2 separate regions of the Mus musculus genome follow, and region 2 is linked to region 1. Evidence: chromatin loops called from intact Hi-C (ENCODE). Cell type or tissue: heart. All regions are shown on one strand. Links, peaks and the distances in the headings refer to the core of each region. The heading gives the core; the rest is flanking DNA.

Region 1 (8,000 bases), core at 1-8,000:
GGGCCTCAGGCTTGCCTCGCTGGGCCACATCCAACCATGAGCCTTCCATCATAGCTGGGGATGACAGAAGTTCATGAGCTTAAAGACTACCACCCATACAGGACTTCAAACACTCATTCAAATTACTCATAGTTACCTGGAGCTCCTGAGAAGCGCTGTGGCCCCACAATGTGTTGCAGTTCCTGAAATAAAGGAGAACTGTATTCATAAACTCATTCTTTGTGTAAAGCAGCGGGAAAAAAAAAAATATATATATATATATTTACGCAGGACTACCAGATGCAAAATCAGTTAGGATGCTTTAAAATGAAGCCAGAAGCTGAGAGGCAACAGAATTCCTGGATCGCACATTCCTAGCATCTGAGCTCCCAAAATGCTTAAAAAGTCCGACACACACACACACACACACACACACACACACACACACACACACACATCACCACCACCACCACCACCACCAAACAAATCCTTTGAGGCAATAAAAGGAAACAAAGTTAAATTATAAAACAAAACAACTGAGCATAATTAATATATAACAGGTACATAAATGGAAATGAAGTGTATATAAAATATATTGTTCTCTTCAGACTCCAGTGGGCCTCTTTCTATGGAATTCAGTAGTGAGTTTCTATTATGATGCAGAGGCTCAGCCCACAAGTAAGAGAATGATACCTGGCTCCCAGTAGTTTTTTTTTTTTTTTTAAGTCAGTGTGTTTAAAGTACTATATGAAAGTCTAAAAGCTTTTAGAATGCCAATAATTAAAATACTGCAGGAAACAAGTCTAGATGCATAAGCCAGATGACGATTGAGTATAAGAACATAGGAGTAGATAACTGCATATTTAACCTGCGCTCCCAGAATGAAGCCTCTACCAAGTGACCATGTGCCCACCCAATTCAGACGTTAGCTAACAAAATATCCCATAAGGCAGAGCCTGTTGAAGCTCTAGTCTTGCCTTGGTTCAGATCATGGCTTCAAGAGCAGACCAGTCAGGATGGTTAGATGAGGTAATATAGGTGAACACCCAGCCCGAGTGCCCAGTAAACCCAGATACCTGGAACTACCAACACAAGATGGAGTCCCAGTTCACACTTAATGGGATAAATACTCCTGCCGACTGTTACTACCCCACAAGGTCTAAAGAATAGATCACGTAGCAAGAGCTTTCCCTATGTAGACAGAAAGGCTTTCAGCCTTATACTCCTTATAGTCAGACCAATAAATGGGTAGGTAAAATGACATGAATTCAATTCTTGGCAATGAGAGATAAGATTTTATTCTTCTTTATTGTTCTCTCTGCCTTCAGACAACCCCAAAGAAGATAAGAATCTATTCTGTTTTTCATAACTCTTAGAGATACCACTGAGGTCACATAAGGTCAGCCTCTGTCCTGGCCTACCCCTGGGTCCCTGTGCAGCCTGAAGCCCACTGTAGGGAATGTTAAGCAGATGGTGGCTTCTTGCGTTAGACAAAGCAATGGCTCTTAGTTGGTTTCCTTTTCCTCCCCACCCCTGCTGACCTCTAGTCCACAGTTCTCTTCTTGGGATTCCCAATGGTATCCCAATTTCTGGAATTTTCTGATTTTGCTTGATTCACACACACACACACACACACACACACACACACACACACACGCACGCACGCACGCACGCACGCACGCACGCACGCATGCACACAGACACACACACCTCATCATAGAAAAAAAAATCAAGAAAAATGTCACTGTGGCCAGGGCAGTGACACTCAAAACTGAGGGTGGTGCATGCTGACCTAAAGGAGGGCAGGCAGGTGCCAGCTGCAGGATCAGGTCGTCTGAGATCCAGGAAGCCTGGGCTGGAGTCTCTGACTTGAATTTCTAACACACTAGCAGCTGCTGCTGCAGTCTCTACTGAGATCGACAAATCCCCTTTGAAAGGATTTCTACATGGGCAAATGAGGAAATGATCTTAAAGCTTGAGACCCAGACCAAGCAGCAGGCTGAAGCCCCAGATTAATGGGCAGGGGTCTTTTTCTCCCTCTCCACTGTGAACGCACTTTCCTTGCCCATTTAATCAGTGGCTTCTAGGTCAGAGCTGCCACAGACCCATTTAGTTACAAGAAAATTCAATAAATAGCACCTCTCAGAAGCACTTTCAATGCCTGCTGTCAGGGGAAGAAAGGGTTCATGTCCCAGGATGAATTAGAGCGCTCGTTAGAGACCCAGGGAGGTGATGCCTTTGTGTTATATCTCTAGAGAACCCAAGAACTGTAATTCTTCTCAGACATTCAGAAAGGAAGTTTCAATACCAAAAAGGGATCTTATGATGACTCTGTGAGCTCTGGTCACACAGACACAATACTCAGCATGTATGTCTCTACCCCAATCTTCCGAACCCCAAAGAAATGGCTATTTGAGGGCAATCCATTCTAGTAAATCTATCATTTTAAACTGTCTTTGGGTTTTGAGACGAATAAAACGTAATCTTAGCTGAAGGATAGCTCAGTTGGCGTAGTGCAACCAAGAAGACCCGAGTTGGATCCCCGGAACCAGTGGGGGTTTGTTTGATGGATTTTAAAAATAAGAGAACCTGGAATACTAGACATTGGTGCACTCTCGTAATCCTCACTCTCAGTGGGTCATCCCAGCACACAGTAGTTAACCTATGCACTCAGTAGGCCATCCCAGCCCTCAGTGGGTCATACCAACACTTGGTAGGTAGGTCCAGCACTCAGTAGGTCATCTCAGCGCTCAGTGCATAACCCCAGCACTGACAAGCTCATATTTGGAATTCTCTGGACAGCCAACCTAGGCTAATCGTCACTCTTCAAGCCAGTGAGGGACGGGTCCTAGTAAACCAATGTGTGTGGCTTCTGAAGAACAATACCCCAAAGTGGCCTCTGGCTTCCACACACATACGCACACGCACCCATACACAAGTGCACCCTTTCACATGCACACATAAATGTCTTCTAAGTAGAACTTGATGCTTTCCCGCTGGGGGACACAGCTGCAATTCAGTGGAAACTTTGGAGTCGCCCTGGTCCAACTCACAGCCATTGGTCTCAAATCGCACTGATATTTTCCAAAGATGCTGTAAGGTGGACTCTAACCCACAGCATGCTTTGAGAAACGGGATTGCTAAATGAGTGTTTTCATGAGTCAGGTCCACTCAAAGAGTTACATTTCTATCCCACACATTGAAACATAGTAACGCCTTATGTTTTCAGCCAACCAAGTTTTCCCTTGTAGTATCCTTTAGAATTATATGAAACGCATAGAATAAACATCCCAGAAGCCTGGACAGATCTTAGAGTGTGGAACAGAGCAGAGTCCTCTTCCCTCCCTACCACCCCCCTTGCCTAGATCCCACTATCAAGTTTTGCTCTAGAAAACCCAGTTTTCTACCTGACTTCCCTATCTTAGAAGATCAACAATCTGCCTTCCCAGAACACAGCTACCTGCGAAACACACACACTCGCGCGCACACACACACACACACACACACACACACACACACACACACACACACACACCTATCTTGATTTGTATAAACTATCCAGGACAACAAGAATCTTTAACCTTGTGAGAGCTAATAAGAAATACCATGAATTAATGAACGAATTTATGGTCAAACTGTAACAAGTAGTCTTTTCAAAAAGATGTATTCATTTTTAGATAAGCATAATTTAGGCCAAAACGATAACAGCTTCCTTTAACAGAACAAGGAAAGGGAACAAGACAGAAGGAAAAGAGGAAAGTGAATAAAGTGGGCATCCCCCCCCAAAATTGCAGCCAAGTCAAGGATAAATGTTCGGACACAGTGCCACCTAGTGGACATTGTCCCAATTGACAGTCCCAGGTTTTCCAATGGGGAAGTTTCAACACTGAGTGCTCTGTCAAAGTAGATTACATTAATTTTTTTCATCTTTTCTGTCAGAGTACATCTGCAGAGACATGAAAACAACTGATTTGATTTTTTTTCTTAATTTCAACTGTAGTTTAACTCATAGGAAAAAATGCTGGGATTTCACAATCTCTCCTCCAGGGAGCACGGCATACAAAAGATCAATTGTGTAACTGTGGTCTTGACTTTGTGCGACTTTTCTTAAACAGGACATCCAAAAGAGTGTGGTTCCCAGGAGTGTGATAGCGAAAGCATCCAGTCTCCTAGGACCTAGCTCCCTTCAGACCCCTGCATGGCCTTTTAAATGATTTAGGAGGGTTGGTTTTTTGTTGGTTTTTTTTTTCCAAACCCAGGAAATAGCTGCTCATCTTGAGAAGTTGGGCCCACTTATGGGAGGCCACACTGGTAAGAATAAATACCAAACTCTGAGTTGTACTTGAAAGTCCTTGGCTGGCTCTAGGGATTTCAACACTTCCAACCAATTTCTAAACCGCCTTTACAAACTGCCAAATAACTAACTACTAGGAACAAGACCCCGAGTATATAAGATTAAATTGGTTTTATGTTTGTTTGACTGCAATCTGGATACCATCCTTCTAAATAATAAAAATATATGTCCCAGCTGCCTAGGTTCCATGTAAAAGGTCAAGTTATTGGAGTCTGGGTTTATCAGTCTGAAATCCCATTTGGACTGTGATAGGAATCACGTGATCCATTGGTACCTGTCAATCAAATCACGGGAGAAGCAATTTGTACAGCCAGATGCTCCCGACACTAGACACTATCGCAGCAGTCAGTAGCAAGGGTCTCAGGTGGCTGCCTCCCTCTGCAATACCACAGCAGCTGCAGGGACATCTGGCTGGTTGAACAAGGATTTAACACCCCGCTTGCCAGATATAATACAGGGTTCATACACTTGTTAACATATGTAATGCATTCATTTTAACATCTTAATGATACCCTTCATGTAATTCTTCTCCAACCTAGTTACAAGAATAGTGCATTCATCAGCCAGTTAGCACTTGAATGCCACACTCCCGGCTCTTTCTGGAAATGAATAGTCCATTTCCCACTCCTGCTGGGAAGTCCTGTGGACTTCTACTTGGTAAATAGCTCAGAAATCCTATCTCCTCCTCCCGGGCCCAGGCTGCAGCATCAAGATCCCATCACTCCTCAGGAAGACAATTGCCTCTTCCTACCTAATCTCACAGTCTTTGTGCCACAGACAGATGCATGGATGGTGGCAGGAAAAAGCATCTTAAGTACAAGGGGAACTTGTCCCTCCTCTTCTTGAAATCACTTGGTGACTTCAGGAACAAGTACAGTCCTAAGGTTTATAAGGCCCCCTCACGACTGGGCCTCTGTGATATTGCAAGATAGATAGAGGGAGAGACAGACAGACAGACAGACAGACAGAGACAGAGAGACAGAGAGAGACAGAGAGAGAGAGAGAAGGAGGAGGAGGAGGGAGAGAGAGAGACAGAGAGACACAGAGAGACAGAGAGAAGAAGAAGAAAGAGGAGGAGGACGACGAGGACGAGGAGGACGAGGAGGACGAGGACGAGGAGGAAGAGGGAGAGGGAGAGAGAGAGAGAAGGAGGGAGGAAGGGAGGGAGGGAGAGGGGGGATAGGAGCATCTTCTGTTATTCATAAACCTTTTTCAACCAGACCTATTCATGCCAATGAGATAACTCAAGGGATGGGAGCTGGTTGCCAAAGCAACCAAGTACACGATTAGGAGATAGGAATTTTGCAAGGCGTATCCCACTGTCCTTCCACATCTTAAGACTTAGAAACTGTTTTGGTCAAGGGGAAAACTGGAACACTTGCTATCTGAAGTCTTTGGGTGTAGAGAAAGCAATAAGCTGTTAACTGAGCTGACTGCCTGGCTTCATAGCTCTTCCTCCCCTGTGGGCCACCTCCTCCCTCAAGGATGCTGGCAGCACTGTGGGTAGATGCCGGCAGTACTGTGTGGAGCTGCTTCTGATGGTGCCGGGTGCCAGAACCTGGCTTCCCATTCATGGGCACCATTGATACCTGCTGCTCCTTTTGCTAAACCTGAGAATCTTGAGGAGAAAAGACCAAATCCACGATTGTCCAATTAAAGCAAGCAAGCTGTAGTTTGGGATGCACCACGAACTCGTCAGCCAGATGACTCACCCTAAGTCTCAGGATTCAAGAGAGCAGCCCCTGCTGGCCTCATGAAATTCCTTTTTTTTTTTTTTTAAGAAGAGGTAAGGTGTTCACAGGGGTGAGAGTTGGCTATTATATACATTGTTAGAAAGAATGATAGGGATGGAACGAGGGTACAGTGTACATCACGTACACGGGGTTGCAGTTTACATCAGATTTAAGAAATGGGTGCTTGGTTCCAGATCCTGGGTCAAGGGACTGAGATGCTTATCTTACACACCAAAGCAGACCTGGCCTCCAGGTTCTCCCAGCATCCCTCAGTCCCTAGCTGGCATACTCTGCCCCCAACCGTGAACTTTCCAGCCCAGGGGCTGGGCTGCCCTTCCCTTAGGGGCTCTTCTCTATATAATCCACACATTTTGTTCTCCTCCCTCTCTTCTCTCTCTCTCTCTCTCTCTCTCTCTCTCTCTCTCTCTCTCTCTCTCTCTCTCCCCTTCTCTCTGTTCATGCACACTTTCTCTCTTTAGTTCCCCCCTCTCCTCTCTCTCTTCCAATGGCGACTTCCCTGGCCTCCTTCCCAGGGGCCAGAGAACTCGCCCAAGAGTAGCTTCCCAACAAACCTTTCTTTAATATAATCTAATCTGGCTGGAATTGGCTCATTTGACCAGCGGAGAAATAACTTATCAACAGAAACCTATTCTTAATTACAAATAGAAACCTTAATTTGCAAGGGCTTAACATAGGACAAACAGGAACTTATTTTTAACTGCCTTAAATGCAAAAAGAACCCTTAACATGCAAGGAATATTGTTTCTGTTTTGGTTCCCCATTGACTTGCAAGGTGTATCGTTCCTGGTTTGGTCTTGTACCTAGCCAGAATGCCCTAGTGGTACCTTCAGTGAGTCATCTTTAGGCACAAAGCTTTTTCACCTCCAAGAACTGGAAGAGCAACTACCGTGTCGCTGTACAACCCCTGCCAGAGCAGGACTTAGAATCCTTATCTCGGCTCTCCCTGACCCTAAAGCTCATACCCAGAGAGAGATGGTTATTTGTCCTTAGTTAAGATGGTGCAGGTCCTTAGGTGGAGTCCTTGAGTCCCCAAAGCTAAGACTGTAGAGCCCTCTTCTGTCACCAGAGATGCCCCTCACCTTAGCCCCGGGAGAGCTCTCAGAATGAACACAACTCCTCACCATCCCCATGAGGGAGGGATGAAGTCCAGCAGCTCAGGAAAAGAAGGAGAGGGCAAAGGCAGAAGGGGTTTCTAACCCACTGAACCTGAGGGTCGGACCTCCTCCTGCTCTCTGAGCCAATGCCATGGACGTCTTTGAAAGCTCCTGGTGAAGAACTTGGCCGTGACGGCCACATGGGTACCATTTCTTCCAGGAGTGAGCAGAAGAGACGTTCTACAACTGCTGATGTACTTTCTACACCGAGAGCCCGCCCGAGGAGCTATGCGTCCTTGTTTTCATAAAGAAGAGTGATGCTTTTCCTGGAAGGGCAATGGGTACTCTGGGAATAGAAAATTAGTTTTTATTGTTTAACCTTCATGGTTTAAATGAGGAAGCTTCTGCAGTGGTTAAAGGTCTCCTTGGGCTTTGATTTAGCAAATGCCTTATGACAGCGGTATTAGTCTTCGTAAAAGCCCAACTTTAAAGTGTCTTCTATTATGCTACGCATTTTTAAAGGGGAGGGGGGGTATGCAGGGGCTCAACGGAGGAGTGTGGCGTGCCTTTGCTTTGCTGTGTCCACAGCAACAAGAATGCCAGCCATACACTAACTAGCAGAGCTTTCTACATCACCAAACACCGCCTCCTCACAAAAGGATGGCTTTCACAGTCTCCCAGCCCTGTTCGTGATACTCTATGAGTAGGAGTCCCAGGGCAGCCAAGATGTCAGACCAGCCGCTGCAGACACTGAGGAGGACAATGGAAAGAGGCCACCAGAGAAAAGCCCCTAACAGGCTCACGGCTACAGAGAGAAAG
Region 2 (16,228 bases), core at 4,758-12,757, 190 kb after region 1:
TGTAAGCCCTAAAGGCATGAGACTGTTAGAAGAAAATGCTTTAGAAGAAAGTATTTCAAAATGCTTCAGAAACAGAAACTGAAACAGAAAATGAGGTTCTGGACAAGACCCCTTAAAGCAGTGGTCCTCAGGGGATCAAGTGACCCTTTGTCAGGGGTCACCTAAGGCCAGCGGAAAACACAGATATTTACATTATGATTCATAACAGAAGCAAAATTACAGTTATGAAGTAGCAATGAAGTAACTTTATGGTTGGGGGTCACCACAACATGAGGAGCTGTGTTAAAGGGCTGCAGGTTAGGAAGGCTGAGAACCACTACCTCAAAGCATGGAGAGTAACTGCAGCAATACACAAGTATGCCAAACTGGAGACCAGTTTGGAGGGAAGCAGTCACCAGAGTGAAGAGACAGCACACACAATGAGCTTAAAATTTTACAAACTCCAGCTGACATATCAAGAATACACAAGGAACTCAAAAAGCTCAATGACCACAAAGACATTAAACTGGTTTTTAAATGAGTAAGTCTTAACTAGACATCGTTCAGAAAGAAAGCATACAAAATGAGTATAACGGTTATGATGACATGTTCAATATCATGAATCATCAGGCAGACATAAACAGAACCCACAATGAGTTGTCACTGCAGAGGCTGGAGAAGAAAGGAACCCTTTCCATTGTGCTGGTGGAAATTATGTTCATGGGCATTGTTGTACACAGTGCGGAAACTCCTCAATCAATCAATCAATCAATAACTATGATTCAGGAATCTCACTGCAGCATACATACACCAAGTCCAAGAAATCTGCATGTTGAAGAGACACCTATACTTCTGAGACTATGCAGTGCCATCAGCAAGAGCTGAGAGATGTAGACAACCTAAACTGTCATCCAGTGTGGATGAATAAAGAAAATGAAGGTCACACACACAAAAGAATAGCATAAACCAAAAGAAAGAAAGAGAGAGAGAGAGAGAGAGAGAGAGAGGGAGGGAGGGAGGGAGGGAGGGAGGGAGGGAGGGAGGGAGGGAGGGAGGGAGGAAGAAAGGAAGGAAGAAAGAAAGAAAGAAAGAAAGAAAGAAAGAAAGAAAGAAAGAAAGAAAGACAAGAAGGAAAAAAGAAAAGAAGGAAATAAAAGATTGAAAGCATGTCATTTGCTATGTCAGGCATGGAACAGTAGGCAACCACTAACTAACAAAAGAAGTAAGCCAGTACAGAAAGCCAAATATCACATGATCTCACTCATGTGTGGAACCTATAATAAGTTCCCAAATTTGAAATTAAACGGTGACTGCTAGCATCTGGAGTTAAGCTTCCCCAAGGATATGGGAATGAGATGCTGGGCTGGGCTGTAGCATGGTGCAGTGTCAGTCAGATAACAATTTGTATTGTGTCTCAAAAAGCTTGAAGAGAGGACTTCGACTGTTTTCACCATAAAAAATGATAAATGTTTGAAGATGCAGCTATAGATACCCTGATTAAGATTTTTGTACAATATATCCATTTATTGAAACACTCCACAGTACCTTGTTACTATATACCATGTTTGTGGTTTTATGTATGGGTTAAAAATGAAGTTGAGGATTGGTGAGAGAGTTCAGCTGGTAAAGATGCTCTCTCAGCCAATGGAGTAAAACCTCCTGAAACCATGGGCTGAAATAAATTTTTCCTTCCTAAATGTGTTTCATAGCCACACAAACACAATGCAGTACCATACATACCTTAGCACTCTAGTGAAGAAAACAACATGTGGGGATATATGGAAATGCTCTATGCTTTTTTTTTTTTTGAAACTTCTCTGTAAACCTAAAGTGTCTCTGAAATTTAAAAAAAAATCTCTGAAATAAATAGAAATTTCCAATATCCCACTGCTAGAGGCTATAACTTAGTAGACCTTACATGGGACTGAGTAATCCTGAAGCGGGAAGAGCTAAGCTAAGAGGTCCCACAGCATGCATAGTCTTTTAAAAGGCTACAGTCCAAGATGTACTTGCTCAACTATAGAAAAAAAAATGGTTAATGAGAAGTCTATCTACTTCCCTCCACCTTGGAGTGCCAGGAGCCCCAAATACAAAGCTGGCTTCCTTTTCCTTCCTTGGGCAATAAATATTCTCCATGCTGAGCCACTCTGAAAATATTCAGCACAGGCCAGATTTCCTTCTATTTCATCAATCCCTAGGACGCATCACACTGACAGAGAACAAACCCTGAATGGTGATGATGGCTACAGACTGACCAGTGGACCACCCCACACGCCGCACCAGCTCTGCAAGCCCACACAGAAAAATTCAGAAGAGAATAAATGGCCTCCCATTGCCTCTCGTTCCAGCAGCCTTCAAACAGAAACACCATGGTACAGGGACAAAAGATATTCATTCGTCAGAAAAGGAGCGGCAGAGGGGTGGCAGCATGCATGTCTTCAAAGTCTGATTCCACTGAATACAGATGTGCTTGGTCTAATGGCATTCCCAAAAGCTGATCAATTAGAATGTAGTTTGAGCTAAAGAGACGGTCTTTGATAGTAAATAGAAGTCTTGTGAGATCATTAAAGGAGTTTACTTGAAGAGGATTGTCATAGGGTTACAATTGTTGTGATGAAAAACCATGGCCAAAGCAACCCGGGAGGAAAGGGTTTATTTCACGCACAGTTCCATATAACACGTTCATTATCAAAAGCAGTGAGGGCAGGAACTCACACAGGGCAGGAACCTAGAGGCAGGAGCTGACGTATGGAGGCCATGGAGGAGTGCTGCTTACTGGCTTGCTCCCTAGAGCTTACTCAGATGATTTTCTTACAGAATGCAGGGCCACCAATGATTTTCTTACAGAATTCAGGGCCACCGATGATTTTCTTACAGAACGCAGGGCCACCAATGGCATCTCTCCACCCCTGTCACTGATCACTGGTTAAGAAAATGGCTTACTCCATTGTGTAAATGTACCACATTTTCTGTATCCATTCCTCTGTTAAGGGGCATCTGGGTTCTTTCCAGCTTCTGGCTATTATAAATAAGGCTGCTATGAACATAGTGGAGCATGTGTCCTTCTTACCGGTTGGAACATCTTCTGGATATATGCCCAGGAGAGGTATTGTGGGATCCTCCAGTAGTACTATGTCCAATTTTCTGAGGAAACGCCAGACTGATTTCCAGAGTGGTTGTACAAGCTTGCAATCCCACCAACAATGGAGGAGTGTTCCTCTTTCTCCACATCCTCGCCAGCATCTGCTGTCACCTGAATTTTTTATCTTAGCCATTCTGACTGGTGTGAGGTAGAATCTCAGGGTTGTTTTGATTTGCATTTCCCTGATGATTAAGGATGCTGAACATTTTTTCAGGTGCTTCTCAGCCATTCGGTATTTGGGTGAGAATTCTTTGTTTAGCTCTGAGCCCCATTTTTAATGGGGTTTTGATTTTCTGGAGTCTACCTTCTTGAGTTCTTTGTATATATTAGATATTAGTCCCCTATCTGATTTAGGATTGGTAAAGATCCTTTCCCAATCTGTTGGTGGCCTTTTTATCTTATTGACAGTGTCTTTTGCTTCCAGAAGCTTTGTAATTTTATGAGGTCCCATTTGTCAATTCTTGATCTTACGGCACAAGCCATTGCTGTTCTATTCAGGAATTTTCCCCCTGTGCCCATATCTTTGAGGCTTTTTGAAATTCCTAGGCAAATGGATGGACCTGGAGGGTATCATCCTGAGGTAACCCAATCACAAAAGAACTCACTTGATATGTACTCACTGATAAGTGGATATTAGCCCAGAAACTTAGACTACCCAAGATACAAGATACAATTTGCAAAACACATGAAACTCAAGAAGAACGAAGACCAAAGTGTGGACACTTTTCCCCTTCTTAGAATTGGGAACAAAACACCCATGGAAGGAGTTACAGAGACAAAGTTTGGAGCTGAGACGAAAGGATGGACCATCTAGAGTCTGCCATACCTGGGGATCCATCCCATAATCAGCCTCCAAACGCTGACACCATTGCATACACCAGCAAGATTTTGCTGAAAGGACCCTGGTATAGCTGTCTCTTGTGAGGCTATGCCGGGGCCTGGCAAACACAGAAATGGATGCTCACAGTCAACTATTGGATGGAACACAGGGCCCCCAATGGAGGAGCTAGAGAAAGTACCCAATGAGCTAAAGGGGTCTGCAACCCTATAGGTAGAACAACAACATGATCTAACCAGTACCCCCAGAGCTCCTGTCTCTAGCTGCATATGTATCAGAAAATGGCCTAGTCGGCCATCATTGGGAAGAGAGGCCCCTTGGTCTTGCAAACTTTATATGCCTTAGTACGGTGGAACTCCCAAGAAGTGGGAGTGGGTGGGTAGGAGAGTTAGGGGGGATGGTCTGGGGGACTTTTGGGATAGCATTTGAAATGTAAATGAAGAAAATACCTAATTAAAAAAATAAATTAAGAAAAAAAAAAGAAAGAAAGAAAAGAAAATGGCTTACACCTGTATCTCATGGAGGCCATTCCTCAACGGAGGCTTCCTCCTCGCTGATGACTCTAGCTTGCGTCAAGTTGACATAAAACTAGCCAGTACAAGTATACAACTGTTAACAGGGCTGTGGTGATGGTTTGGAGGATACAGCACTCGCTGTACAAGGCAGATGACCTGAGTTCAATCCTTCAAATTGACTTAAAAGCAGAAGGAGAGAAGAGAGTTGTTCCCTAACTGCCACATGCGCTTTATGACGCACATATCCGTATTTACACACTGGCAGGGATGAGGGTGTACACACACACACACAAACACACACGTTTGTTTAACTAAACTCGCTGCATTAGTGGCTTTTCTGCTGTGTTTGACAAAACACCACGAACAAACCAATCTACAGAAGAGTTCATTTGGGCTTATGGTCCCAGAGGGATAAGAGTTCATCACCATCATACAGGGAGGAAGAGTAGCAGGCAGGCCTGGGAGCTGAAGCATAAAGCTGAGCACGAAGTACCACTGAGCACTGAGAATGAGGCTCTGAGACCTCGAAGCCCACACCCCAGTGACGCACTTCCTCCAGCAAGGCCACACCTCCAAAATTCACCCAAACAGCTCCACCAACTAGGTGCCAAGTATTTAAATATTTGAGACTACGAAGGACATCCCCTTCAAACCGCCACACTAGCCCTACTGTCTGTCAAAAGTCACACTTTGAGCACAGGCCCTAAACACAACGACATTGTGTCTTCAAAACCTAGGCTATCTCTAGGCTTGACCGTTCACTGCTGTAATCTCAGCATGTAATCGAGGGAGGACTTCCCTGAGTTCAAGGCCCACTTGGGCTACATAGTGAGTTCTGGGGAAGTCTAGAGTCTAGAGTGAGATACTGTCTCAAAAACAAAAATAAAACAATTTAAATTAAAAACAAATAATTAGGCTACCAGCATCTTCTCATCGGTTCCCCCATACAGAGTCCCAGCCTGGGAATTAAACTAATGAGCTCAGCCTGTGCTCGTGTGTGTGTGTGTGTGTGTGTGTGTGTGTGTGTGTGTGTGTGTTTACATGCGCGTGGTATCCATATCCACTGGCAATGTTTTTATTCCTAATTCTCTCTCTTGCTTCTGGGTTCACATTGTAACACCCCAACCAACAACTCTGCAACCTAACCAGTGCCAGAGAGCATTTACCGTACTTTCTAAGAGGTTAGCAGCCTTTTAGAGGGGTCGTGAGCAGGTTTGCAATTGGAAAGCAGTCTATGTTTGGATACTTTTGGTCTGAGGTGAAGAAACAGAAAAAAAAATTATTGAAGAAATTCAGCCAAAATCCATACTGCCGACCTCAAATGATAAGTCTCCATACAGCAAGGAAAATAAAGATGAAGACAAGATAAAGTTTGGTTCCAGACTGTTCCACTCCATGAATCATCCCAACCCAATAACCAGGACATTTCCGTCCACAATACCTCAAAACAGACTCAAATGGCAATGGAAGAAACTGCACTTCCCAATTTTAATGGCACAAAGTTCATTTGAGTTAAGCAATGACTTCATGCAGGAAGGAGAAGAAAGCAACCTTTAGCTATATATGACTTCGGTGAGTATGTTTCAAATAGTGTATTTTGGACCTGGGAGACCCATAGAACCACCCGAGATCTTTCACATCCATGCCAGGGCTGTCAGGAATCAACTGATAATATTCTCAAATTCTGTGCAAGGATAACTTGTTACTGAAGCAAGGTATTTTTTGGTATTTAAAAGTGTTTCTAAGTAGAAAACCATTCACTAAAATTAATTAACCAACACAGCTCTCAGCCCCAGTCAATGTAAACACTAGCAGCTGTGATAATAGGATTAAGGGATGCGAAATTGATCATGGAGCAAATCAGAGAATCAAAATTTCAGAAATGAAGTCAGTCTCCTAATTCTGAGCTTCCGATAGCTTTCTTTGCACCTGCTGGGAGACTGTCACAGACGTTAAGTAGAGGCTATCTGTGGATGTTGCTTGATATTTGGTCTATAACTTTACAAGCTGCCTTCTATTTTTTTTTTTTTTTTGACATTTTTTCGTTTCTGGAAATGGTAAATGACCCCATCCTTGAAGGTAAAGACGGAACCACAAATGCTGGTCAAAAAGGGGAAAACTCGGTTGCTGCATCCCATGTTCTATTTAGACTATGTTTTCTAGATCCTTCGGGGACAACTGTGTCCAAATGAAATTGCCAGCCTTTGACCTGTCAAAAGACTTTCCAGGATCAGCAACACTGATAATGCATGCTCTGTTAATAACTTCTGAGCATGTGCTAGACATTCTGTTGTCTGGTGAGGGCATAAAGACTTCTATGCTCCAGGACAAGAGGACACAGGAAACCTGCCTCTTATCTCTCAGGGATTTGGCATTATTGCTCTGTTCAATAGAAGTAATGTGTGGGCCCGGAATGTAAGCCATAGCTGCCCTTTAAAGTTTAGCAGTCATATTTTAAAATGTTTTTAAATGAAACAAAATTAACGTGTTTTATTTCATCTAAACAACCAATTCCAAATAATGCTATTTCAATATGAATAAATTATTAAAGGGGTTCGTTTTTGTTTGTTTGTTTGTTTTGTTTTGTTTTGTTTACTTTTTTTTCCACACTAAAGCTTTGGAATCTATTTGCATTTGGTATTTACAGCACTCCTTGTTTTGGACTGGTCACATTTCAGGCAGTCAGCAATATCACACACATGGCTAGTGGCTACCATATTGAACTAGCTATCCTAATAAATCACATAACCTGGGCACCTTAATATGCAGTTTTGGAGGTTAGAAATCTAACACGGATCTTGCTGTGTCCCCAGGGTGGAGGTGGTAGTAGGGGGGTGGGGGGTAGGGGCAGGGGGCATGGGGGGTGCAAAGGGAGCTCCCCCTCCAGATACTCCCAGAATCCATTTTCACCCTTGCTCCAGTTACCAATGGCCACTGCTCTTGTTGACTCAAAGCCTTCCTCGGCCTTCACAGCTAGGTATCACATCCCTCTCCATCCTTGGTTTTTCAATCACACAGCGCAAAGCCCAGACCTGGTTAAGGCTCTCCCAATTTCAGGAGATTCATTGAACTCTCATAGATAGTTCAGGTTCAGTTCCCCCTGTCAGGGCCCTTAACTCCATGACATGTGAAAGCAGAAGGATCAGGAGTTCGAGACCACTCTCATCTACAGTCGGCTGGAGATCAACCTGGGCTACACGGTGCTCCATCTCAAGAAAAAATAAGTAAATGAAGGCAGGGTATGGTAGTGCATACCTTTAATCCCAGCACCGAGGGGGCAGAGCCACTGGCTCTGAGGCCATTCAGGTCCATAAAATGAGTTCCAGGTCAGTTGGGGCTACATGGAAAAATTTTTATCTCAAAAAAACCAAAAATAAATAAATAAATAAATCTTTGCCATGGAAGGTAGCAGAGTCAAAGATTCCAGGGTTATGTATTTGGGCATATTAGAGGCAAACATTATTCTGCCAACTACAAATAATGTTCTGTTTTAACTTATTTGCATTATAAAGAGTGATGGCTCAGTGGGTAAAGGTATTTGACACCAAGTCTGGTGACCTGAGTTCAATCCCCAGTTCCCACACAGGAGGAGGGAACAATTATTGTCAGCTGTCCTTTGACTTCCACATACTTGCACACATACAAATTTTAAAAATGTAGTAAAATAATGAAAAATATAAGTGCTAAACTCAAGAATTGAAATGGGACTACATGGGTAGGTACTGCTCTGTTCTCTTCAGCTTGGCTGGGAAGAGCAAAGACTCCCTGCTTTAAGTAATAATCACATTCATGAAGTTTTAACTATATCCCCAGTATACATTTCCCCCCTCCTGCATACTACTGACCAATCAAACAACATTTAATATCTTCTAGATCCCAGCATGTATCACATGCATCAGTCCTGAAACACATTTACGAGCACATGGTAAGATGAATTTGGACAGAAGACAATATTAAAGGGATCCTTATATTATGAATTTATGTTGAATCCTTTTATCGCGTTGGAAGTACATGAAGAATGGCTCACCTTTCACAGAACAAAGCCATGAATCCAACAAAATAATGAAGCAAAACCCAAAATGAAGTGTAGTTAAAAAAAAATATATATATATATATGGATATATATATATATATATATATATATATCCATATTGTAGAGGCCAGAGCATAAGTCATGCAAGGATGCAAAAGTTATGAGACAGGTTTGTCCACACTGCCTTTCAGTGCTCCTTATTGCAACCATGGATGAAGACTATCACCTGGACCATGGTTTTGGCTCCTTTCAAAAGCAAAGTCAAGAAACCAAAACCTCTTAGAGAAGGCACTCTAGCCCATGAAGGCCAGCTAGTTCCCTTCAGAGAGGACGGACAGACGCTGAGGTGCAGTGTGCAGGGTGCACTGTATCTGAGCTCACCTGACCATGCACAGGGCCGCTCTGACTTTCCCTCTGCAGGATGCCAGGCGCCACAGGCTGGCCCACACCAGGTGGTGCTGCTCAGGTAAGAGTTTTGTGACCAAAGCAGCAGCTCTGCCCTGAAACTGAAGCTGAACTTGGGCAGAGAAAAGCTTCCTTTTAGTAACTTAAGAAGAAAACGCTCCGATTGTGACTGGGGATGGAAATACGCCAGCAAAAGAAGACCTGAAAATACAGGCTAAATTAGGAACCAGCCTAAAGCGGGAGACTACGGAAGGCTCACTCTAGCGAGGGAGCTTTGGTGTATTGTAAGCCATAGGCTGTGCTGCGGTACCACCCTCAGGCACACAGGAACACTGCAGCTTCAGGAGCACAGTCAGCGTCCCGGCTGGGGCATGGCTTGGTTTGCCCTGTTCCAAAGGCTCCCTTTTATTACCCTGAAACACTATGTGCTCCCAAGTTGGTCACAAGTACTACCTTGAGTGAACTATGAAAGACAAGCTGCAGGGTGTCTGTGGGAAGGCAGTGTGTCCGCACAGCAGCCATCCAGTCCTGTTAGCTCTGTGACCAATCCATCCTGGCTGGAGGCAGCTAGGAACCACCAGTGAGAGCTGAGTGCCAAAATACCACTGTGGCTGGCTACCCAGAGTGCCAACCTCTCAGTTCTGAGTTTCACAAGCTAGCCTTGGCCATCAATCAGCACTGCTACTCATGTCCCAAGACCACAGTGGCCAGGGCACAACTTTGCCTTCTCGTTGACAAGGACAGCTTTCCTCTCCTGCCATTTTTTTAAAGATTTATTTATTGTATGTAAGTACCCTGTAGCTGTCTTCAGACACTCCAGAAGACAGAGTCAGATCTCTTTACAGATGGTTGTGAGCCACCATGTGGTTGCTGGGAATTGAACTCAGGACCTTTGTAAGAGCAGTCAGTACTCTTAACGGCTGAGCCATCTCTCTAGCCTAAAAGCCTCCTTCAAGCCTGTCTGTGCTGGCTACTTTTATGTCAACTTGGCACAAACTAAAGTCATTTGAGAGGAAGGAATCTCAATTTATAAAACACTGTAGGCAAGCCTGTAGGGCATTTTCTTAATTAGTGATTGATGGGGGAGGCCCAGCTCATTGTGGGTGGGGCCATTCCTGGTCTGGTGAGCCTGGTTCCAGCAAGCCGTGGGGAGCAAACCAGTAGGCAGCATTCCTTCAGACTCTGGATCAGCTCCTGCCTCCAGGTCCCTGGCCTGTTTGAGTTGCTGTCCTGACCTCCTTCAGTGATGAACAGCACTATGGAAGGGTGAGGCAAATAAAACCCTTTCCTCTCTGAGAGACTTTCACCATGGCGTTTCATCACAGCAATGAGAACCCTAAGACACTACCCAGCCCTACCACCTCTTCCTCCAACCCATTATCTTTACAGGAGATTTTTGTGTTCCTTCCAACCTCAGAGCTGACCCAGGTTTGGAGTTCAGGTCTCTATTCAGGTAGATGTAGGAGCAAGGCATACGGTAGAGGCGACGTCGTCTTGGCCTGTAGAAGAGGACTAGCAGCCAGAATGTGTACTCTTGTGAGGATGCAATTTAGGAAATATAGAGACAGTGTTTTTAATTTTAATAGTTTTCTGTTGTGGTTAAACCTCTTCAGCTTTCCTATTCATTTCATTTTTTTTAACAAAAATTTCAGAAGCTATCTAACATACCCATGACTTTATACAAATTATCATCTTTTAATTTCCAGGTTTGAGCCAGGTGTGGGATACTTCATCTTGAGTTACCGGTCAGGATGACCTGGAGACCCCTAAAACATCACAAGCAACTGTTATTGTTCTTGGATGCCCACCAGAACTTGATGGTAAGAACCTTTTGCTGAGAACACTATACACTTTGTTCCTATTACATGCAGAAACCAAGCTGGCACTGAACTGGCGGCTTCCTCCCTGCCCTCTAGCTTTAATAGTACCATGGAAGTTTTATAAAGGCTGCTGGAGGAGAAAAGTCACTAACAGTCCCACTTACCTGTGCACACAGTGAGCTGAATGAAGACTAGCCTGACAAGACACTACTGTGGGTATATTAGTGATATGACAGTTATCAACAAATCACTTTCTGAGTGGCTTTACAGCTAGTTCCATGGAAGGAAATATATGCTTGGTACTGTCAATCTAACCAAGAGGCCATGGCTGCGGAGCTCACAGATCCCAGAGGTAAACCCAATGTTATTTTCCTAAGTGAGCATAGTGTCAAACTGCCCTCAGTACTAATCAGTTTGATGTCACTTTGACACAAGCTAAAGGTATCAGGGAGAAAAGCTTCAATTGAGAAATTGTCTCCATAACATCCAATGTAAGGCATTTTTAAAAATTAGTTATCAATGGGAGAGGGCCTAATCCATTGTGGGAAGTGTTATGCCTGGGCTGGTGGTCTTGTTCTGTAAGAAAGCAGGCTGAGCAAGCCATGGGAGCCAGTCAGCAGCACTCCTCCATGGCCTCTGAATCAGCTCCAGCTTCCAGCCTGGTTTGAGTTCCTGTCCTGATGTCCTGCAGTAATGAACAATGAGGCAAATAAACCCTTTCTTCCTCAACTTACTTTTGATCATGCTATTCCATCCCAGTAACAGACACCCTAGGACACCAACAGATTAGTGCAGCTCTTGGTCCCCATCAGAGAGACTTTTTAACTGCTGTTGTGGACAGCACTTAATACAGAAACTCAAAAGTGGTCAAATTGTGAAAAATGTCTCTGGAGCCTTTGATCATCTACTGTGACATTCTCTACTCCCAAAGCTCAGGGAATATAGTGAAGAGGAGATGGGAAAACCCTAAGAGCTACCAGCCAGGGTGAAAGTGTTCTAGCCATGACAGGACCACTGGATTTACAAACTCACGGAAGCAGTAGTTGGCTTTAAAAGACAAGCCAGTCACCATTCCAGCACAGATGGGGCCAAATGTATTCCATGATCGTGGGCCCACTGTCGTACTTCTCTGGCTGTGAAATGAGTTCCTTGGTCAGAAGCAATACTGTGTGGAATACCATGACGATAGATGAGGCATTCTGTCAGTCCCTGAATGGTGGTTTTAGCAGAGGCTTTACGTGCAGGAAAGGCAAATCCATAACCAGAATAAGTATCTACTCCAGTAAGAACAAAACGCTGTCCTTTCCATGAAGGAAGTGGTCCAATGTAGTCAACCTGCCACCAGGTTGCTGGCTGGTCACCTCGAGGAATGGTGCCATATCTGGGGCTCAGTGTTGGTTTCTGCTGTTGGCAGATCTGGCAATCAGCAGCAGCAGTAGCCAGGTCAGCTTTGGTGAGTGGAAGCCCGTGTTGCTGAGCCCAAGCATAACCTCCATCTCGACCACCATGACCACTTTGTTCATGTGCCCATTGAGCAATGACAGGGATGGCTGGGGAGAGAGGCTGACTGTCCACAGAACGGGTCATCTTATCCACTTGATTATTGAACTCCTCCTCGGCTGAAGTCACCTTTTGGTGAGCATTTACATGGGACACAAATATCTTCACATCCTTTGCCCATTTGGAGAGATCTATCCACATACTTCTTCCCCAGATGTCTTTCTCACCAATTTTCCAATTGTGATCTTTCCAAGTCCCTGACCATCCAGCCAATCCATTGGCTACAGCCCATGAGTCAGTGAATAATCGTACATCTGGCCACTTCTTCTTACAAACAAACTGTAATACCATGTGTACTGCCCGAAGTTCTGCCCACTGTGAAGATTTCCCTTCACCTGTGTCTTTCAAGGTTGTCCCAGAAAGGGGTTGTAATGCTGCAGCTGTCCACTTCTGGGTGGTGCCTGCATAACGTGCAGAGCCATCAGTAAACCAGGCTCTAGTCTTCTCCTCTTCGGTCAGTCGATCATAGGGAACACCCCATGAGGCTATAGGTGCATGCTTGGCAGCAGATGGCATTGTAACAGGAGTAGAAACCATAGGCATTTGAGCAACTTCTTCATGTAACTTGCTTGTGCCTTCAGGACCTGCTCTGGCCCGATCACGTATATACCACTTCCATTTGATAATAGACTGCTGCTGTGCGCGTTCCACTTTATGACTTGCAGGGTCTGATAGTACCCAGCTCATGATGGGTAGTTCAGGTCGCATAGTAACTTGGTGTCCTATTGTCAAACGTTCAGTTTCCACTAAGGCCCAATAGCAGGCCAAGAGCTGTTTTTCAAAGGGAGAATAGTTGTCTGCAGATGATGGTAGAGCTCATGAGAGACGATAGATCCTAAGAAAACATACTTGTTCTTTAAGGATAAGGTCTTTGGTAGGCCTGACAACACAGCACTGGATGTCCTTACACACATACATTAATGAACAGCACAAATTGTACCTGGTGAGTTATTTTGTTTTGTTTTTTGTTTTTTAAGTTGGCAGAGGAAATAAAAGGTGGCATGTGGATCCAGAAGTTATGGAGAGGAATGTGGTTGGAGTATGATCAAAATGCACTGTATGTATAAAGGCTGCAAACATGAGCACAAACACATTTAAACCACTATATAAAGTTTTTAAAATATAATTTGAAAAGAATTATCCAGGGCACACCCTTCATAGTTTATTACTACTGCTTCGGACACTTGTGCTGTATATCCCTCCCTTTTCTCACCTGTACAGGAAGTTACCCTGGATTCTCTATTAATCTTCTCCAACATAACTCTCATTCATATATATATATACATATATATATATATATATATATGTGTGTGTGTGTATATATATATGTGTGTGTGTGCATACATGTCTACACATACACACATACATGACTATCAAGTTATGTGTCTCTAACGCTATTTACCATCATGTTTGGTTTTATCTGTTTGATTCTTCTATGTTTTTTATACCTTTCTGTGATGTTTTTTGCTATGTTGTGTTCCGGATTGATGCATATAGCTGTACCATTTTTTTCTATTTTAAATTCCATTAGATGAATACAGTCATTCCTCCATGCCTGTGATTGGTTCTAGGCTTCCCTGTGGACACCAGCATCCTAAGATATGTAAATTCTTTTTATAAGTGTCACATTTGCATATAGCCTATGTTCATCCTCCTACATACTTAAAATCTCTTCTAGATTGCTTATAATACCCTTTAAATAATTACTCAACAGCATTGTTTAGGAAAATAGAATTCTGCATATTAGCTGCAGATGCCACTTTTCTGTATCTTGGTCCCCAGTTATTTCTCCAATGCAGAACTCTCAACAAGTACAAGGGGAAGACAACTGTGTATCAACATTTGTTGATAAATATTGTAGATTTGTCTGTTGATAAATATCCTGTTTTCCTGTTGAGAACAATTCCACTACACACATTTTCTTATATACCTCATACACATACATGCATACACAGTCTCTTTCCTTTGAAGTTTATATGTAACAATATTGTGTGTCACATGGAATATACAAGTCCAGCTTAAGTCATGCCCAATTACCTTCCAAAGTGGTTTGACTAATATGTACTTTCATAAACTGGATTCTCCTGAAACACACACACACATGTGAGAGAGAGAGAGAGAGAGAGAGAGAGAGAGAGAGAGAGAGAGAGAGAGAGAGAGAGAGAGAGAGAGAGAGAGAGGAAGAAAGCCTATTGAGGAAGACTCCCAGGAACAACTGTGAGGAACCAGGAATTTGAGATTCAGATCTACCATCTTCTTTATTTTTGAGGGGTATGCAATTTCTTTAAATTCTTATTTTTTAGTAATTCCTTGACAACCCCATACATAAACACAAAAGGTATCTTGATCATATACACCCCTGACATCCCTCCCACTCCCCCAGTTCCCCAATACTACCCCTCCCACCTTCAGGTCCTCTTGATTTTTTATAATTCTACTGACCCCAATCATGAACTATATGGACATGGGCAAATACTCCCATTGAATCACCCACCCCTTGAGCTACCAACAGCAAAATAGCTCATCAGTTTGAGATAGAACCTCAAGAGCCCTTGCTTCATCCATGCTGGAACTGTCTTGATCATGTGCAAGCAACCGCAGCTGCTTTTGAGTTCTTACGTGTAGTGGTCATGCAATGACCATACCATATACAGAAGACAGCATTTCAGAGCCTGTATTTAATCTTCTGGCTTACTCTTCCAGCTCCCTCTCGCACTGCCCCAGAGCCGTGGAGGGTTGATACAGCAACTTAGGACTGGCATTCACAGCCTCCCATTCTCAGCGGCCTAACTCATATTGAGGCTTTTACAGTGGTACAGCTGGATTCTTTTTCTCCCTTTTACTTCACATATATTTTTCTCTACAAATTTTTAATACAACTTCTCTTTTTTTTACTAATCACTTTAGACATTTTAGCTTCCTTTTTCAGTAATCCAGAAAAAGTAGAAATACATGCATGCATGCATCCCTAGAAAATACAGGTTTTGAGTTTTCTCATGTTAAGTCTATGCATGGTTGTTTCTGGAATTTTTGCACCAATCTTTTCCATTATTTAGGCCATTTTTTTTCCTTTTTCTGAGCTACACAAATTTGGCCCTTCTCCCTTAACAAACTTACATCACTTCTTTTTATATATCCACCCCATTACTGACTTTCTGAAAACTATTCTGTGTAATTTTTTCCAATTCACTATTTCTCTCTTAGCTATATCTACTCTGCTGTCAACCACAAATGCCAAGTCTCAATGATTTTACCTTACACTTAAAAAGATTCTTTTACTTAAGAAACAATTTACCTTGTTACATATATAAGCTTTTGGGGGTTTACCTATAAAATTCACTGTTTTAAAATACTCAATTCAATGAATTTTTGTATATTCAAAGAACTGGACAACATCATCAGATCTAATTCCAGAACTATTTCATCATACCTAATGAAACCCTGTAGCACTAAATAGTCACTCCCCGTTGCCTTCTTCCAAGTCTTCAGTCTGCTTCTGCCTCAAGTCCTGGGACTAACAGGGTTCACCACAACCACTCAGATTCTGTCAGGTCCTGTCTTAAAAGCGTCAAACACAACTACTTTATATCCTAATGCCGGACTGAGTGGGCTCCAATTCGGTCACCCTCACTCATGGCTTTACAGTTCTTTTTCTAAAAAACAAAACAAAAACCAAAAATAAACCCTAAAACTTATTTCTCATTTTTCTATCTTTTTATGGTTTGGATTTGAAAATGAGCTCCTTAAGTTTTTTGTTTTGTCTTTGACAGGATTAACGGAAAAATGTTAAAGCAACAACCTGCTTTGAACATTCTAAACCACCCACTTAGGGTCAACTGAGGCTACAGGCTTACATGGAGCTAGCTTATGAACTCCGGGGTGGATTTGTCTCTGCCTTTATTCATTAGTAAGATTGAACAGAAACTTGCGGAGTAC

What was found. Peaks named below come from ENCODE experiments on the same cell type or tissue, not always from the same donor. Only the 100,000 strongest peaks of a DNase experiment are listed, where the experiment ranks them.
Region 2: a loop joins it to region 1, with 7 times the contacts of the local background. A loop is called at or near these places in 20 of 42 quality-filtered maps.

What each region holds. Positions count from the first base shown.
Region 1 is chr14:78,284,284-78,292,283 of GRCm38, forward strand. It overlaps Tnfsf11 (tumor necrosis factor (ligand) superfamily, member 11), which reads right to left. Exons shown (of 5, transcript NM_011613.3): 3 at 137-182; 4 at 1-54. Among named protein-coding and RNA genes, the nearest start is that of Tnfsf11, 20 kb to the right of the region's middle. In heart, for the core only: no CTCF peak of the experiment used is centred there; a DNase peak (open chromatin) is centred at 4,138; H3K27me3 peaks cover 356 bases.
Region 2 is chr14:78,473,659-78,489,886 of GRCm38, forward strand. No RefSeq gene overlaps it. Among named protein-coding and RNA genes, the nearest start is that of Akap11, 55 kb to the right of the region's middle. In heart, for the core only: a CTCF peak has its summit at 9,231; a DNase peak (open chromatin) is centred at 9,233.